Regions from separate parts of the Homo sapiens genome. Here region 1 is linked to region 2. The links are chromatin contacts, found by Hi-C or POLR2A ChIA-PET in ENCODE. All regions are on one chromosome and are shown on one strand. The core of a region is the stretch at or near the end of the contact, and the rest is flanking DNA. Distances in the headings are between cores, read along the strand shown. Region 1 overlaps SEMA3F (semaphorin 3F). Region 2 holds the start of RBM5-AS1 (RBM5 antisense RNA 1).

Region 1 (5,186 bases), core at 1,047-3,546, 70 kb after region 2:
GATTAGGCTGAGAGCCAGGGGGCCAGCCCAGTCCCCAGGCCTTCCTCTGGGGCTCCTCACAGCTTTGGGGGAGTGATAAAAGGGCCGGGGCCACCCCTTCCTGGATCCTGTGGGGGTATCCGGTAGGGACCACCTGGGCCCTGCCATGCCTCTTGCCGCCACTGCTACTATAGCCTTGGCTACCTCAGTTTCCCTCCTCAGAAGGTCAGGAGGTCTGTCTTTCCGGTGGGTGAAACACTGACAAAGACCCAGGCTGGTGCCTCCCCTTGTCCCCCAGTCCCATCTCTCTTCAGCTCAGGGATTAGGGCTGCACTGGCTCACTAGAGGTCAGAGGTCTGAGCTAGGCTGCAGGGATCTGTCTATCATCCCCAGTCCCCATCACTGCTGGGGGAGGTGACGCTGTCAGTCAGGGCCTGCTGCTTTGTGGGGCTATAACCAAGGGGGCGGGCTGCCCACCTCTGCTCCAAGACTCCTCTTTTTGCGGCAGCCCACACCTCACTGCACGCAGACCTGATGTCCTGGAGACCAGCAGCAAGGGGTAGGGGCTGCCCACTTGGGGTCTTCGGGTGAGGGCTGTGGACACGCCTCCTCAGTGCCTGTCCTCACCTGCCCGCACCTTTAAAGTAAGGTATCACCAGCTGCTTCCCAGATATGAGGGACCGGGGGCCCCCAGGACCCAGCCCCGTGTGCCTTGAGAAGGTCCTGCCTCTGGACCTGTGCCAGGCCGCTTTGGGCTGGGACCCCAAGTGCTTGATGGCCATGAGAGAGTCCTGGAGGCCAGGAATGGCTGCGGAAATGAGGTGTCTGATGCCAGAAAAGGCTCTTCCTTCCCGATGATGGGAAAATCCTTCCCGGATGTCACCCCTCCCAACCTGTGCCCAGCCTGGGTGAGAGTATGGGGGTGGGGAGCCCTTCCCAGGAGACAGCACCCAGGCACACCACCCTTCCTCCCCCTAAGGTCAAAGCTTATCTGGGCTGGAGTCCTGATCCCCACAGAACCCTTGATTGTGCCCAGCCCCTCCCTCAACATTGCCATGGCATTCGAGGAGGCATGGCGCTCCTGCTGCCAGAGCCGGGCGTGGGACAAGTGGAGCAGATGTGGGGATTGGCCTTAGGACATGACCAGGCTGGGTCTGCATCAGCCCTGGCCCCCACTGATGCCACCTCAGGTCCCAGGTTCCTTTGTTCCTTCTGTCCCAAGTCCCTGTCCCTTAAGGGAGCTGGGGCCTGGTAGGATCTGGCACCTGCTGATGGCAGGTTTTGGAGGAGGATACCCAGGGCTACTTGCCCACCCCCTGCTCTGACTCAGGCTGCTTGGAGGAGTGAAGGCTCCCAGTTCCTTTGCCTCATGGTGGAGTGGGGAGCAGGGGACAGGACACCCTGTGACCTGGGTTGAGTACCACTCTCCTTTGGGCCTCAGTCTTCCTGTCTGCAGCTGGGGGTGCAGGGCTGTCACAGGGCTCCTTGTTTCCCTTTTCACCTACAGTCTGGCATGAGTGGGGTCAGAAGTCCAGCTGTGGGTTGAGAAGGCTGGAACCTTACACCTTCTTTGCTCTGGGACCCGGGGAAGTTCCCACCCCTCTCCACCTTGGTTCCCCTCTGGTAGGCTGGGTTTGGATGAATGGTTTGGGATTTAGCTCTATTCCTGTGGGTTGGGGATGGGGTAAGGACACACTGGAGTTGGGAAGGCTGGAGCTGAGTCCACAGGTTGCCTCTTCCTGCCTTATAGCCCTCTCTGCTCCCCAATCTAGCACTAGGAAATGGAGTAGCTGGGGTGGGAATGGGGATGGATGCCCTACAAGAGATAGCGACACGTGGAAGCCTGCTTCCTTGGGGAAGGACTTGGGACCTCATTCCACTCTCCTTTCCCTGAAAGGCAGAGACACCCATGAAGGATGGGTTGGGGGAAGACCTGAGGAATGCCAGGCCGTGAGCCTCTCTCTGAGATCAGAACGGGGTCACTGATCCTCAGGGTCACTTTGAATATCAGTACCAGGAGGGCCTGAGAGATGGTCTAGACTAGAGAATGAGGCTCAGAGAGCGAGAGTGCCCCCAACTCAGGTCATGAAGCTCACCCAGAAACTCAAGCCATAGCCAAGGATCCCTGATCCTGGGTCCCACCCCTTCCCCACCATGCGCGACCTCCTGGGGCTCCCCCTCCCCCCACACTGTTTCCACAGTGACCAAAGCGTCACGTCCTGTGACACCAGAGCCATTGACGCCATATCCCGTGGCCACTGGGAGGGGTCCCGCAGGTCCTGAGTCATGTGCCCTGTCCACGGGGAGCGAGTCACCTTCCGGCCCTGGCCCTCCTGGCAGGCAGTCTCTACCACCAGGACTGGCTTCCCCTGGGCCTCCCCCTCCTTCAGCCATGGACCTAGGTGGGAATCCCACCCCCATGCACTCTGGCATGTCACATCCCTTCCCTGTGCCCTGTGCCCTTGGTATTGTGAGCACAGGGCTTTGTGCACAGCGGGTGTTCGATAACTGAGCAAGGGGCTCCCTCCACCCCCACCTCCACCCAGGGGCAGACTGGGGGCAGCAGGCAGAGAGGGTCGAGGCCAATCCTCTGCCCCTAAGCTGGGACTCAGTTTCCTCATCCTCTGAGTGTTCTCTACGGCCTTTCTCACAGAGGGAGCTGGAGTTTGGGAGTGCTGGGGCTTTGCAAGAGGGTAGGGGACTCGGACTTGGGCCTCGGGCTCTGGGAGTCTTGGTGCAGGGTTGATATTATAGAGGCCCAAGGCTGCGCAGGGTTGGAGCTTGGGGATTATGGCTGATTGGGTTCCTGGGGGCTTAATGGCTGAAGCTTCCCCTTACCCGGAGTGCCCGTGTCTGAAGGCGCCCACTTAAGCCTCTAGCCCCTCCCCCTGCCATTGCCCCCAAAGTGCCCCCTAGCCCAGGGGATGGGTAAGGGCATGACCGAGCCATGCCCCCAGCCAGGGTATAAATAACCCCTGGCGGGCTGTCCCAGCCTGGGGGGGCTCCACTGGCAGCCCCACTTCCTCTCTGGCCACTTCCCAGCCCTGGGGGTGGGGGAATGTTTACTTTCCTGTTGTCACTGTGGGTGAGCAGCCAGGCGGGTGAGCGGCCAGGCGGGGGACTCCGAGTGGCCCAACAACAGGTGCGGGACAGGTGCCTGGGCCGCCCTGCCCAGGACTTCAGAGGCGCCGCTGGACAGGCGGGTGAGGCCATCGCCAGGCAGGATCGGCCCTTTGATCCCTCGGCGTCCCTGCGTCCCAGCGGTTGGCCAAGGTCATCACCTGCATTCCCTTGTCACCGCATAGTCAGGGCCAGGCAGGGCAAGACCTTTCCTTACCCACTAGTTTCTCAGAGTGAGGTCCTGGGACCAGACATGGGCTCTGGGTCAGCTGGTGGAACCCCCTGACCCCAGCCCACCTCTGCCCCACCTTCAGGCTGTGTCTAGGGCCTCGGATCCCAGCTGTTCTCCCCCTCCAGGTGCCTTGGGGCCTGGCCCAGGCCTCTCCCTTGACTGCCCCACCTGTGAAATGGGTTACCAGCTGGGGAGGGGAGATGAGACATGTGTGACCCCCTTGGTGAGTGCCTCATGTGTGGTAGGACATGTGTGCGCCATGTGCATGCCTGTGCCACGTGTATACATGCATGCACTCTTCTGTGTGCTGCTATCTTAAGCCCCCTGTGTGTGTGAATATTCATCATCCTCATTACAGTGTTCCCTCTTTTGCTGAGCTAAAGATAGCTGGGGGTGGGTGGAGAGGGGGCTTGCCAAGGGGACCCCTCGGCTCTCCCTCCCCTTGGAGGCAGGTTCCCAAGCTTCTAGGAGTCCTTTGTCTGTCATTGTCTGAGCCCCCTCCTGTCCTTCATCCTTAGGAAGGACTTTTCCCCAGCATCCTGGAGTTGGAGGGGCCAAGGCTGCTGGACTCATGCAAAAGGGAAACTAGAGGACCCAGTTGAACCCTGCCTTTAGCCCCAGGGTTGTAGCTCCAGGGAGAGAGCCTCTTTCCCAGAAATGACTGTCCTGGCTCATTCAAGGTGGCCTGAGAGTTCCACCATTAGCAGCCTTATAGGGTCTGGGGGAAGCTGGGGTCCGTAGGGCAGTGTGTCCAGCAGGGCTTTCTGGTCTCCTGGCTAACCTGCTTCAGACCAAGTGAGGACCTTGCTGTGCACCAGCTGTGCCCTCTGCCTGGTGGGCAGCCAGGGTAAGAACAGGGCATCCAGGCTCCATGCCAGAGTCTGCCGGCTGTCCCAGATATACCCGGTCACACCCCTATCTGCTCATTAACCCTTTTAAGCCCCTGTGTGAAGCTGGCCCCACCCTGAGCGTGGGAGCATTAACCCCCACCTGAGCAAAAACTCTTTGATGCTGTTGCGTACCCTGGCCCGCACCTACCGCCCTTTCATTGGGACCCAGAGACTAGCTAGGGCTGTCTATGAATCAGGGGTTTAGCTTTGGGTGTGGCGCCTTCCCTGGCCTGCCTACCTGTGCCACTTTGTCCTCTCAGTCTGTCAGGGACTGGAGAGGGAGCTGAGAAGGATCCAGGAAGGGGAGCTGGAGGTTTAAGACCACTGTGTGGGCTGGGCACAGTGGCTCATGCCTGTAATCCCAGCACTTTGGGAGGCTGAGACAGGTGGATCACGAGGTCAGGAGTTCGAGACCAGCCTGACCAACATGGAGAAACCCCATCTCTACTAAAAATACAAAAATTAGCTAGGCGTGGTGGCGGGCGCCTGTGATCCCAACTACTCAGGAGGCTGGGGCAGCAGAATCGCTTGAACCCGGGAGGCGAAGGTTGCAGTGAGCCAAGATCGCGCCATTGCACTCCAGCCTGGGTGACAGAGTGAGACTCCATCTCAAAAAACAAACAAACAAAAAATAAGCTGGGTGTGGTGGCTGACGCCTGTAATCCCAGCTAGTCAGGAGGCTGAGACAGGAGAATCGCTTGAACCCAGCAGATGGAGGTTGCAGTGAGCCGCAATCTCGCTACTGTACTGCAGCCTGGGCAACAGAGTGAGACTTGATCTCGTAAAAAGAAAAAAAGAAAGAAAGAAAAAAGACCACTCTGTGGTGGGGGTCCTGAGGGGAACCTCAGGGCCTCAGTCTCCCCTTTATCAGAGGGGGTATGGCTGGATGGTTTCCTGAAGGTCCTAATTGGTGCCCTGCCCTCCACCCACAGAGCTGAAGGCCACAGGCACCGCCCACTTCTTCA
Region 2 (4,868 bases), core at 2,109-4,608:
AGTATATTTTTGTGGCCTTTTGGAAAAAGGAGTTGGTCTGACATTGGAACAAGCCTACCAGCCAGAATACTTTATTCTAGCCCCAATTAATGTTTGATTTATTAGGAGCCTAAGAATGTGATGAACTTTGAAAATTTTTACCAATAATTTAACTGTAAGAAAAGTATGATCCATTAAAAATGTTTACCTGGCCTGGTGCGGTGGCTCACGCCTGTAATCCCAGCACTTTGGGAGGCCAAGGTGGGTGGATTACCTGAGCCCAAGAGATGGAGACCAGCCTGGGCAACATGGTGAAACCCCTCTCTACTAAAATATAAAATATTAGCTGGGTGTGGCGACATGCGCCTGTAGTCCCAGCTACTCTTGAGGCTGAGGCAGAATTGCTTGAACCCAGGAGGCGGAGGTTGCAGTGAGCCGAGATCATGCCATTGCTCTCCAGCCTGGGCAACAGAGTGAGACTCCATCTCAAAAAAATTTAAAAAAAAGTTTATCATCAGGCTCTTCATTTTTTGGCTGTTGATTTTTTTCCTTATTTTGAGAGTAGGCCTCAAAGAGCAGGAAGGCTATTCTTGATTAGGCGTACTTCAGGGCACAGTGACGCATCCACTGCCTCTTTTAAATCTCATCTGAGTCCTTATTTTTATTTTTTTATTTTTTTAAAGATAGGGTTGCACTTTGTCACCCAGGCTGGAGTGCAGTGGTGCAATAGCCCATTGTAACCTCGAACTCCTGGGCTTAAACAGTCCTCCCACCTCAGCCTCCCAGGTAACTAGGACTACAGGTGTATACCATCATGCTTGGGTAATTTTTATTTTATTTTATTATTTTTTTTTGAGACGGAGTCTCACTCTTGCCCAGGCTGGAGTGCAGTGGCGCGATCTCGGCTCACTGCAACCTCCGCCTCCCGGGGTCAAGCGATTCTCTTGCCTCAGCCTCCCAAGTAGCTAGGACTACAGGCACGTGCCACCACGTCTGGCTGATTTTTTGTATTTTTAGTAGAGACGGGATTTCACTGTGTTAGCCAGGATGGTCTCCATCTCTTGACCTCGTGATCCACCTGCCTTGGCCCCCCAAAGTGCTGGAATTACAGGCGTGAGCCACTATGCGAGGCCTAATTTTTAAAATTTTTGTATACAGATGGGGTCTTACTGTGTTCCCCAGGCTGGTCTCACACTCCTGTGCTCAAGCGCTCATCTTGCCTCATCTTCCCAAAGCGCTAGGATTATAGGCTTGAGCCACTGTACTATCCTGCAGAACAAAGGACAGGGAGATTAGACTAAAGGATGGAGGCTTGAGACATCATACCACAAGCAAGGATGTGTATCATAACAGAAATTAATTGCGGCCAGGCATTGTGGCTCACTCCTGTAATCCTAGCACTTTGGGAGGCCAAGGTGGCCGGATCGCTTGAGCCCAGGAGTTCCAGACCAGCCTGGGCAACGTGGCAAAACTCTGTCTCTACAAAAAATACAAAAATTAACCAGGTGTGGTGGTGTGCATTTGTAGTCCCAGCTACTTAGGAGGCTGAGGTGGGAGGATCACTTGAGTCCAGGAAGGCAGAGGTTGCAGTGAGCTGAGATCACACCAGTGCACTTCAGCCTGGGTGTCAGAGCTAGGCCCTGTCTCAAAAAAAAAAAAGGAAAAATTAATTACACCTGAGGGAAATTCCCATGCAACATTTAATGAATGCCTTCAGTGCTGTTATAATGCATTAATTTCTATGAGAAATGTTCTCTCTTTTTTGTGCCTTTTAGGAAAATTGCATTTTGGTGATAGAAGATAAAAACTTGGCTAATTAGGCCAGGCATGGTGGGTCATGCATGTAATGATATGGGAGGCTGGCATATCACTTGAGGCCAGGAGTTCGAGACTAGCCTGTCCAACACAGTGAAACCCCGTCTCTACTAAAAATACAAAAATTAGCTGGATGTGGTGGTGGATGCCTGTAATCCCAGCTACCTGGGAGGCTGAGGCAGAAGAATCGCTTGAATCCAGGAGGTGGAGGTTGAAGTGAGCCGAGATCACGTCACTGTACTCCAGCCTGGGTGACAGAGCGAGACTCCGTCTCAAAAAAAAAAAAAAATCAGTCACGCATGGTGGTGCACACCTATAATCCCAGCTACTCGGGAGGCTGAGGCAGGAGAATTGCTTGAACCCAGGAGGTGGTGGTTGCAGTGAGCTGAGATCATGCCACTGCACTCCAGCCTGGGCAATCAAGTGAGTGAGAGACAGAGACTCCCATCTTAAAAAAAAAAAAAACTTGGCTAATTAAACAGTTGATGTAATTCCTATTCCATGGGGAATAGTGTGTGGCAAAAGCTTTAACTGTAAATAATGTAAAACCCTGTGCAGATTCGAGAAATGATGGAGTCCTTCGAAGGCCCTCAGCCTGCGGATGTGAGGCTGATGAAGAGGAAAACAGGTGAGAGCTTGCTTAGTTCCTGATATTATTGTTCTCTTCCCCATTCCCACCTCAGTCCCTAAAGAACATCCTGATTCCCCCAGTCTTCAAGCACATGAATTCAGAATGAAAGGTTTGCCATGGCTAAGGAATGTGACTCTTTGAAAACCATGTTAGCATCTGAGGAACTTTTTTAAACTTTGTTTTAGGGACTTTTTTTTCCTTAGGTAAGTAATGATTTATAAACTCCTTTTTTTTTTTGACTATAGTCGGTTGCATGGTTACTTTAAGCGTGGAATCAAATGGAGTGGCATTTAGTTCAGGCGGCTTGTTCCTTGCCATGGCAAAGTATCAAGAAGATCCCCAAGTCAAGTCACATTTGTAAAGCTGCTTCCCAATTGGCTTTGTCACGCAGTGTTGAAGCAGTGGGAGAGAGATTCACCTGTTATAAAGGAACTGACTAACACAAGTATCCCGTCTATATCTGAATGCTGTCTCTAGGTGTAAGCCGTGGTTTCGCCTTCGTGGAGTTTTATCACTTGCAAGATGCTACCAGCTGGATGGAAGCCAATCAGGTTGCTTCACTCACCAAGTCTAGATATTCATGAAAATGGAACAAGTCTGTACAATTTTAAAAAAAGGTTGAAGGAGTGGTTTGTTCCAAAGGAGTGACTTTTTTTTAAAAAAAAAGCTTTGTATATATTAAAATTGATGTTACTAGAATAAGTACAGTACCAAGGACTTCATTATAGAATTTGTTCTGCCTTTAAACATGGCTACCTACCTGGCAGGGCTTTGTTAACTACTGAATACCTGTCTGGTAATCACTAAAACATCTTAATGTTTCCCTTTTTTCTAGTTTGTTATATTCCTATTATGTCCATTGAGAGTAAGCTTAGTATATCAAACTCTCCATTTGACAGTGAAGAGAACATAGTGAAAGTCTGTGGCGGCATTTTTATAAGTAATTCCTTATTTCTGCCTGAAGACCACAAAGCCTCCTGGAGGCGTAACTGCTCAGACCGGTCTTCAGGGAATATTTAAGGACTTAGTGGAATTTATGAACAATAAGTCTGATGAGATTAGCCTGGGAGTGGTGTCCTGCAGCTGTCTAATCTAGTTAGAGTGGCATTAACATTCTAATCTCCTTGAGAATGCCTTTTATAGTCTGTTCAAAGCAAGTCATTGATGGTTCTTCGAGGTAGTGTTAACTGAAGTGTTCTTCAGTTTGTCAAGATAATGTTCAGTGCTTGGCACTTAAATAACATTTTTTGCAAGAACTCCAAGGCACATTATTGAATGCCTTTAACCAAGTGCATTCTGGGAAGTTTGCTTGACTCATTATCTTGCTTTTCTGCAGCATTCTGTGATTTGAGTCATCCATGAATCCATGAATAAAAGTTACATTCTTTGATTGGTAATATTGCCATTTATAACAAGACTCACTAATGAGGGTATCACTTTGACTGACTGATTTGTTAAAGTTTTTAAGCCTCTCATTTTCCTAACCCAGAAATCACAGCCTGATTTTATTAAAAGTAGAGCTTCATTCATTTCATACCATAGATACCATCCTAGTAAATCCAGAACATATACAAGGTTCATGTGAGTCTGCTTTCTTGACATGATAGCATTGTTTGATGCAGTGGATATGTCAGAATGACTAACCTAGGAGTTTAAAACTCCTAAGAAACTAAAACCTGTAAGACATTTAAAAGTCTCCACAATTTTAATGTATACAAAGCTATGTTACTGTGTAACACATTACAGTTCAAATTCACTCCAGAAATAAAAGGCCAGTAGGATTAGGGACTCACTGGTAGTTTGGAGTCTCCCAGCACACATCCCTCCTAGTGGGATGATCTATTCACATATCTCCCAGCTTTTTTATTTTTGCTTCTGTATATCACAGTGAGTGGATGGCCCTTCAGCTTTTTCTCTCCTGGCCAGACATGCAGTCTTGCCTTTAGATATCGCAGAGACAAAATTCACAGCATGTCTTAAATCTTCCAGGATTTGCAAGAACCAAATTGCTCAACAGTATGTATGTTTAGAGGGGTTAGACTCCTTTTTAAAATCTGGATATCTAACCACCTACTTAAATCTGTTTGATAGTGTCAAACCACCCCCACCCTTGATCCTCCCACCCCCAAGAAAAAGAAAAGATGCTCCTGTTAAATGAAGGCTCTTTAGGGGTAGGTGCTAGGTATACTCTTGGCTAGATTGATTCAGCTCAGAATTTTGACTTTTTAAAGCTAAGTCCTTGTAGTCACATGGTTGACTTGAAGGATGAGGTGGTGTGTGCATTTATGAGCTTTTCCTACCCCCCTGAAGAAACTTCATTGGCCTCCTGGTTACTCACCTTGAAGAGAGTACCATCCATTTTAGTGAAAAACACATCTGTCACCTAGGACATGACATGGTTGCAGTTGACAGGAAAAAAAAAATCTCATTTAGTTGTTTTAGA

The links. A loop is a pair of places that touch in the nucleus more often than their neighbours do. ChIA-PET counts read pairs that join two places held with the same protein, here RNA polymerase II (POLR2A).
Region 1: a loop to region 2 is called in a map of endothelial cell of hepatic sinusoid, with 9 times the contacts of the local background. The contact joins the enhancer-like site here to the promoter of RBM5-AS1 in region 2. A Hi-C loop is called at or near these places in 1 of 168 maps with a recorded cell type or tissue (endothelial cell of hepatic sinusoid). POLR2A ChIA-PET finds 5 or more read pairs at or near these places in 7 of 52 experiments (AG04449, H1, HEK293 and 3 more).

What each region holds. Positions count from the first base shown.
Region 1 is chr3:50,168,640-50,173,825 of GRCh38, forward strand. SEMA3F (semaphorin 3F) reads left to right here. Exons shown (of 19, transcript NM_004186.5): 3 at 5,154-5,186. Among named protein-coding and RNA genes, the nearest start is that of SEMA3F-AS1, 15 kb to the left of the region's middle. RefSeq lists a silencer at 1,099-1,309 and an enhancer at 1,725-2,698. Within about 2 kb of position 2,297, at least 11 of the 41 ENCODE cell types and tissues checked have a DNase peak (open chromatin) inside an H3K27ac peak, as active enhancers do.
Region 2 is chr3:50,097,630-50,102,497 of GRCh38, forward strand. RBM5-AS1 (RBM5 antisense RNA 1) reads right to left here and starts at 3,359. Exons shown (of 1, transcript NR_045388.1): 1 at 1,974-3,359. RBM5 (RNA binding motif protein 5) reads left to right here. Exons shown (of 25, transcript NM_005778.4): 5 at 2,353-2,422; 6 at 2,903-2,976. RefSeq lists a silencer at 2,814-3,014.